2 separate regions of the Homo sapiens genome follow, and region 2 is linked to region 1. Evidence: chromatin contacts called from ENCODE Hi-C data. All regions are on one chromosome and are shown on one strand. Each heading gives the region's core, a stretch centred on a gene start or an enhancer-like site at or near the end of the contact. The rest is flanking DNA. Distances are from core to core; before and after follow the strand shown.

Region 1 (3,410 bases), core at 400-2,899:
ACCAACGTGGAGAAACCCCATCTCTACTAAAAATACAAAATTAGCCAGGCATGGTGGCTCATGCCTGTAATCCCAGCTACGTGCGAGGCTGAGGCAAGAGAATCGCTTGAACCTGGGAGGTAGAGGTTGCAGTGAGCTGAGATCGGACCACTGCACTCCAGCCTGGGCAACAAGAGTGAAACTCCGTCTCAAAAAATAATTGTGCTGGACGGGTGCGGTGGCTCATGCCTGTAATCCCAGCACTTTGGGAGGCCCAATCAGGCGGATTACCTGAAGTCAGGAGTTCGAGACCAGCCTGGCCAACATGGTGAAACTCCGTCTCTACTAAAAATACAAAAATTAGCTGGGCATGGTGGCACATGCCTGTAATCCCAGCTACTCGGGAGGCTGAGGCAGGAGAATTGCTTGAACCCGGGAGGTGGAAGTTGTAGTGAGCCGAGATTGTGTCACTGCACTCCAGCCTGGCCGACAGAGCGAGACTGTCTCAAAAAATATATAATTGTGCTAAACTGAAATATACTAAAGAGTTCAGTTTAGCAAGATAAAAGGAACCCTCCAGATATTTCTTAGCCAGTTTGAGAAACAATACCACCTTTGAAAAGCCCTTCGTGTGCCTTATTTACCATTTATTAGATAATTAGAAGTGACTAGACTATTTGGTTTTGGTTTTAATACTGAGCATTACTAGCAGCTGTGATCCTGGCAGGCTATCTCCGAATAATTTTTTTTAAAGTGAAATACAGGCCGGGCACGGCGGCTTATGCCTATAATCCCAGCACTTTGGGAGGCAGAGGCGGGGAGGATCACTTGAGGTCAGGAGTTTGAAACCAGTCTGGCCAACATGGTGAAACCCCGTCGCTACTAAAAATACAAAAATTAGCCGGGCGTGGTGGCCCACGCCTGTAATCCCAGCTACTTGGGAGTCTGAGGCAGGAGAATCGCTTGAATCCGGGAGGCGGAGGTTGCTGTGAGCTGAGATCGCACCACTGCACTCCAGCCTGGGTGACAGAGACTCCGTCTCAAAAACAAAACAGGAACTTAAAACAATGGAACCCATTCACGTTCTTCTATTTGTCTTTAATAATCCTGGGTAATAGTCAACTAATAATCCTGGGTAGTAGTCTGGAGACACTCCTAGCGGAGTTTACTCGGGAGAGGGCGGAGAAATACATGACATGAGCAGTACAGGCTCATGGTTGGGAGCTGAGGGAAGGCTGAGAATCCTCCCGGAACCTCTGGATTCTGACGCCCCAGGGGTTCTTCACACAGGCTGGCCGGTCTCGGGATTGAAGCCGGAGACGTCAGACGCTAAGGTTGCTTAGACTGCGGCCCACGTGGAAGGCTCTTAGCCACCCTGCCTGGCCCGAGGTAATCGCGCTAGGGACGCTTTTTCTGCAGCAATGATATACCCCGCCGAACTGTCCCACGTCCTGGTTGGGACCTCTTGGTTTCGCTTGGCTGGGCTCAATCCATCCGTACGCCTCCGCCCTTCCCTCTTTGCGAACCCCTGCGGGTTCAGCGAATCGGCTGCAAGAAGCCCTGCATCCGCGAGGTAAGCGGCGGTTGGCGGCGGTGCCGGGGTTGGCAGCGCCCGCGGGTTGTCTACGCCGCGGGGCCTACGTCTCTGTCGGGCGTGCACCTCGGGAGCCACACCTGGGGCCCAGAGCCACCGCTCAGCACGCGGGCACGCGGCGGGAGGGAAGGAAACCGCGGCGCTGGGGATGGAGAGGGGGAAAGTGAAGAAGAAAGAGAAGGAAAAGGAGACGCAGGAGGAGAAAATCGGAGAAAAGGGTAGGGAAGAGAAAGTGAAAAGAAAGGAGGTGGAGCAGAAAATTAAACAAAAGCAAGAGAAGCAGGAGAGGAGAAAGGGAAAAGAGAAAGAGGAAAAGAGGACAAAGCAAGGGAAGGAGACAAACAAAGAGAAGGAACAATTTAAGGGACAAGAAGAGAAAGGGGAGAACAAGGACAGCACCTTGACAAGGACCCCGCTCGAGCCGCTGGTAAGAGACCCAGTGCCCAGGACCCCTTGCCCCAAGGCTTTTGTCGGCCGTTCAGACCCCAGCGCTGTCTCTGTTACGTCGGAGGCCCCCGACCGCGTGGGAGCGAATGGATCTCAACTGAGGGCTATTTACCTATGGATGAAAGAGATGCGCCAAACTTTGAACGACCCATCCCCTTTTCCCGGGCCCCCTGCCCACCCTAGCCCTTATCGCTACCCCTGTGTCTTAACCTCAGTCGGGTCTGTTGTTGAGGGACAAGAGATCTCGGTCTTCATGGGGACATGGGGAACGGCCCCTCTACTGCCCTTAGATCTGTCCAGCGCGCAACACTAGCGCACAGACCACCTGACCACATTTAGAAACCAGCCCCGAACCCTCCCCACACGCAGGCCCTCTTTGCATTGAATGCGTTCTTTGTCAGAAGGGGCAGGGTTCCTGAACGCAGGAGGTGTTTGGGGACGCTGCAGTTGTTTTCAGACCACCAGTACCATGAATGGATGGCGGAAAAGTTTTAACTGACAGGTCTTAGAAACTTGGCATTATTTGGGTCAGCTGAATGGTCTCTGTGCTCCTGGAGTTCCTGAGCTGGCTCCTTGGCTTAGAGCTGCGCTCTGGTTCTAAACAATTATGAATGATTAACACAGTTGTGTGTGTGTGTGTGTGTGTGTGTGTGTGTGTGTGTGTGTGTGTGTTCTTTTTTGAGACAGGGTCTTACTCTGCCTCTCAGGCTGGAGGGATCCTCCCACCTCAGCCTGGCACCGCCCCCATCTCCCAACCTCAGTGACTGGCACTACAGGCACACGCCACCATGTCCAGCTAATTTTTGTATTTTTGTGCAGAGCTGGAGTTTCGCCATGTAGCTCAGGCTGATCTCAAACTCCTGGGCTCCAGCAATCCGCCCGCCTCAGCCTCCCAAAGCGCTGGGATTACAGGCGTGAGCCACCACGGATTAACAGAGATTTGATCTCTGGTAAAACACAGACTACATAGACTCATATTTGGCTAAAGGAATAACTTTTGACAAAAACGGTGTTCAGAATCACATTTTGTGTCTGAACTGTTTTACAAATTCAGCTTTCCTTAGGAGAAGGTAAATGTGAGGAAGCCTGAATGCAGAATTTCTAGGTAGGATGGGCGTAGGGACAGCAACGTGGTTGGAAAGGGAACTGATATTTTTGTTTTTGTTTTTTTGAGACAGAGTCTGGCTCTGTCGCCCAGGCTTGAGTACAGTGGCGTGATCTCGGCTCACTGCAACCTCCACCTCCCAGGCTCAAGTCATCCTCCCACCTCAGCCTCCCAAGTAGCTGGGATTACAGGTGCACACCGCCGTGCCTAGCTAATTTCTGTATTTTTGGTAGAGATGGGGTTTCGCCATGTTGCCCAGGCTGGTCTTCAACTCCTGAGCTCAAG
Region 2 (3,260 bases), core at 209-2,708, 180 kb after region 1:
CAACACATCCTATTTTGTGCATGGACATAACATCTAATTATCTCCCTGGACTTTAGATTTCAAGCTCTTTGAGAACAAGATCCATTTTTTCTTTTCTCTTCCTCTTGGCCTTCAACTTATCTTTTCTCAGATATAGCCCTTAATCATTATTTGCTTGATTGACATAAGACCTTCATGAACTTAAAACCAAGCTTCAGTTTGGTGGCTAAGAAGTGCCTGCCACGTTGAAGGTTTTTAACTCGCCACCACTTCTGGAGAGGTTCCTCAGTCGGCAGCTTCAGCCCAGTTAAAAAAAAATAATAATAAGCATATGAGCTTCATTTAGGTCCGTGGACTTCTAGGAGTCCAGAAAGTGAGAGTCAAGGTGTGGGTTGGGGTGTGGGGTGGAAGGGGAGGCTCAGGAAGCGAGGAATGAATACCTGAGAAAGGTCCTTGGCTTTCACCAGATTCTTGATACAAAGGGATAGACTATGGAATTAATGCCCTGCTCTATTCCTATCTGCTTTTCATGAATCTGTTGTTTAATTATAAATCCTTTACTATCTGCTCCTCCCTTCTCCTCCCTTCCCACCTCCCCAGCACCTTCGTTTTGTTCTCTGCCTGCCCTGGTTATACTTAACCTTACTTAACTAAACACACTACAGGGCCCTGTCCAGTAGCAGTGCCACTTCATGGGAACTGTTTGCATTCCTTTTCTCTTTAAGAGCTTCTTATCTGAACTATGTGATAGATTGTACCTTTTTATTCAATGATTCTTATTCCACTTTACTTAACAGTTTACCCTGAATACTTGGATGCCACTCACATATCACAAACCTATACTTTCTCTAAACCCCAGAGCCTGGGATTCCTTTTCATCTCAAAAAAAAAAAATCACTGTTTTTGTTGTTATAAATAAGTATTATGAGAACCAGAAGTAACAATAAACTGCAAATTCAAAATCAAGCCACTTCTCCATCCAGAGACAGCTCCCTCACTTCCCCTTGTCAAACACAAAACATATTTTAAAACGATATTATGTCTGATTTTAGATAAAAGTCTGGGATGTAGAATAACAATAATCTGCTTCTAAATGAGAAAATCATAGGCATCTGACAAATGCTGGTTTCAAAGTTATCTTTCCAAAATAGAAGCGAGTAAGAAAAACATCTCACCTGCTTGGCCAAAAGACCAACACCAACTCCCCTTCCTCCAAATTCCCCTCGACCCCATGCAGTTTTGTTTGTAAGGGACTGATGTCTTACACCCAGCAGCATTTCCTAGCTTCTGCTTGGGGGTAAGCTTGTCATTCCTATTCTCCCTTTCACCTCTACCGTTTTCCAACAGATGAGCAAATACGGTAACGATAGCATTTTGGTCTAGTTCCTGCACAAACTCATTCCTCTGCATAAAAGGCAGACCTTTGAAAGGTACTTACGTGGAAGAGGCAAAGGCAAGCGCAAGCCCTGGGTTTGGAAGCTGTGTTTGCTGATGCCAGCCTGCTTAAATAGCTGGGCTGGCTGACGCAGGCTGCTGATAGCACGTTTATTTACGCCTATGAGCACACACTCGAGCAAGGACCTGAAAAACCTGCAGCGTGGGCAGGAGGTAAACCACTGAAAGTATGCCGAGGTTACGTCTCTCCTGGTTATTCAGGTTTGATGTTCAGGCTGGGACTTCTGAGAGTCTCATGGAACTTTCTCGTCACTATCTTCTCGTCCCTGACCTCTCTCCTAGCCAAGCAAGCTTCTTCACCAAGATAGGATAAGAGAGATGTGGCTGAGAGAAGACGGGGAAGAGAAAAGGGACCCTGAGTCTTCTCATCCACTTCCTTACTTTGAGCGAGTTTCCAGTTAGATGTTGCCTCATTTCAAAGCGTAGATCTGGTGCGGTTGATTTCACAGCTCTGAGAGCTGGATGCCAAGCTAAGAGCCTGGACAATTGCCCAATTAATGAAAGGTTGTTTTCTTTTGGGCACAGAATGTACACATAAAGAACAGTTAAAAGGGAGAGATTCGGGCTAGGATGATACAGTTTTAGGTCTCCCTCAAAAACGATTCTCATTTATTTCCCCTGCATCTGTACTTTCCTCTTACCATCCCCTCCCCTTCGTTAATGAAATTCCTGTCTAAGAGGTGAAAGATTCCCCATGGGCTTGCGAATAAAAAGCCAGTGTGTGAGCAAGTCTGTGGGAAGATGCATGCAGAGTGTGACAGAGAGTTTAGGGGCTCGTGTGACAATCCGTGGAAATGTTTCTAAAGGCGAGGGTATGTGTGTGGGTGTGAGGACCCGGCTGTTGGATGTTTACGTATTTTATTAGCTAGATACGGGAGCTAATACTCAATTGCAGTGCACTAAACATTATTAGGTGGGTATGATTTTGAGGGAATGAGGGAAGGGAGACAAGGTCTGGTGAGATCATCTGTGGGATTATCTGTGTGTATTTGCTGGTTTGTAGCACAAACCGGTAAGTGCCATCCAGAGAGCCACACCCTATATTATTCACTTCAGCAGAGAAAGAGAAAGCCCACTTGAGTCTCTTGGGAACAGTAGCCATATGTGAAAGAAGAGCAGCGCTCATTCAGAATACCTCTTTCCCTCTTGGAAAAGGGGGTGACGGTTATAAAACATGTGTGGGAAAGAGTAGAGACAGGGGGCCCAGGTTAACCCAACCTTGGTTACCAGAGGAATTCTTTTGTTTCCTGCCTAATTCAATGCCTAACTTCTGACCATTCTATGGCCAAATCTGGATTCTTGCTGCCACGATTTTTTGAATGGGCAGGGTCTATGTCTTGTTTATCATTTGATACCCACAGCATTATTATTATTATTGTTGTTGCACAAATTATTACTATGACAGCACAAATTATTATGATGATGACAATGGTGATGATCCATAATCTAGTAAGACTGACTGTGTGTCAGGCTCCATGTAAGGACTGTACAGAGAGTTTGTCTGCTTATTTAATATGTAATACAATAACCCTATGAGGTTGTATTGTTTTTTGTTTTTCACTCAGGCTGGAGTGCAGTGACACGATCTTGGCTCACTGCAGCCTTGACCTCCCGGGCTGAGGTGATTCTCCCACCTCAGCCTCCCAAGTAGCTGGGACCACAGGCACACACCACCAGAAGTGGCTAATTTTTTGTAAAGACAGTATTACACCATGTTGCCCAGGCTGGTCTCAAACTCCTGGGCTCAAGGGATCCTCCTGCCTCAGCCTCCCAAAGTGCTGGGATTACAGCCGTGAGCCACCATGCCCGGCTGAGTTAGTTTTTTT

What was found. Hi-C counts contacts between places; a loop is a spot of excess contacts on that map. Pooled maps may share reads with other maps.
Region 2: a pooled map shows a loop between it and region 1 (3-fold over the local background). The contact joins the promoter of HOPX here to the promoter of ARL9 in region 1. A Hi-C loop is called at or near these places in 1 of 50 pooled maps.

What each region holds. Positions count from the first base shown.
Region 1 is chr4:56,504,142-56,507,551 of GRCh38, forward strand. It overlaps ARL9 (ARF like GTPase 9), which reads left to right and starts at 1,650. Exons shown (of 4, transcript NM_001363794.2): 1 at 1,650-2,000. The coding sequence starts at 1,722.
Region 2 is chr4:56,679,838-56,683,097 of GRCh38, forward strand. HOPX (HOP homeobox) reads right to left here and starts at 1,459. Exons shown (of 4, transcript NM_032495.6): 1 at 1,418-1,459. RefSeq lists a silencer at 1,457-1,506.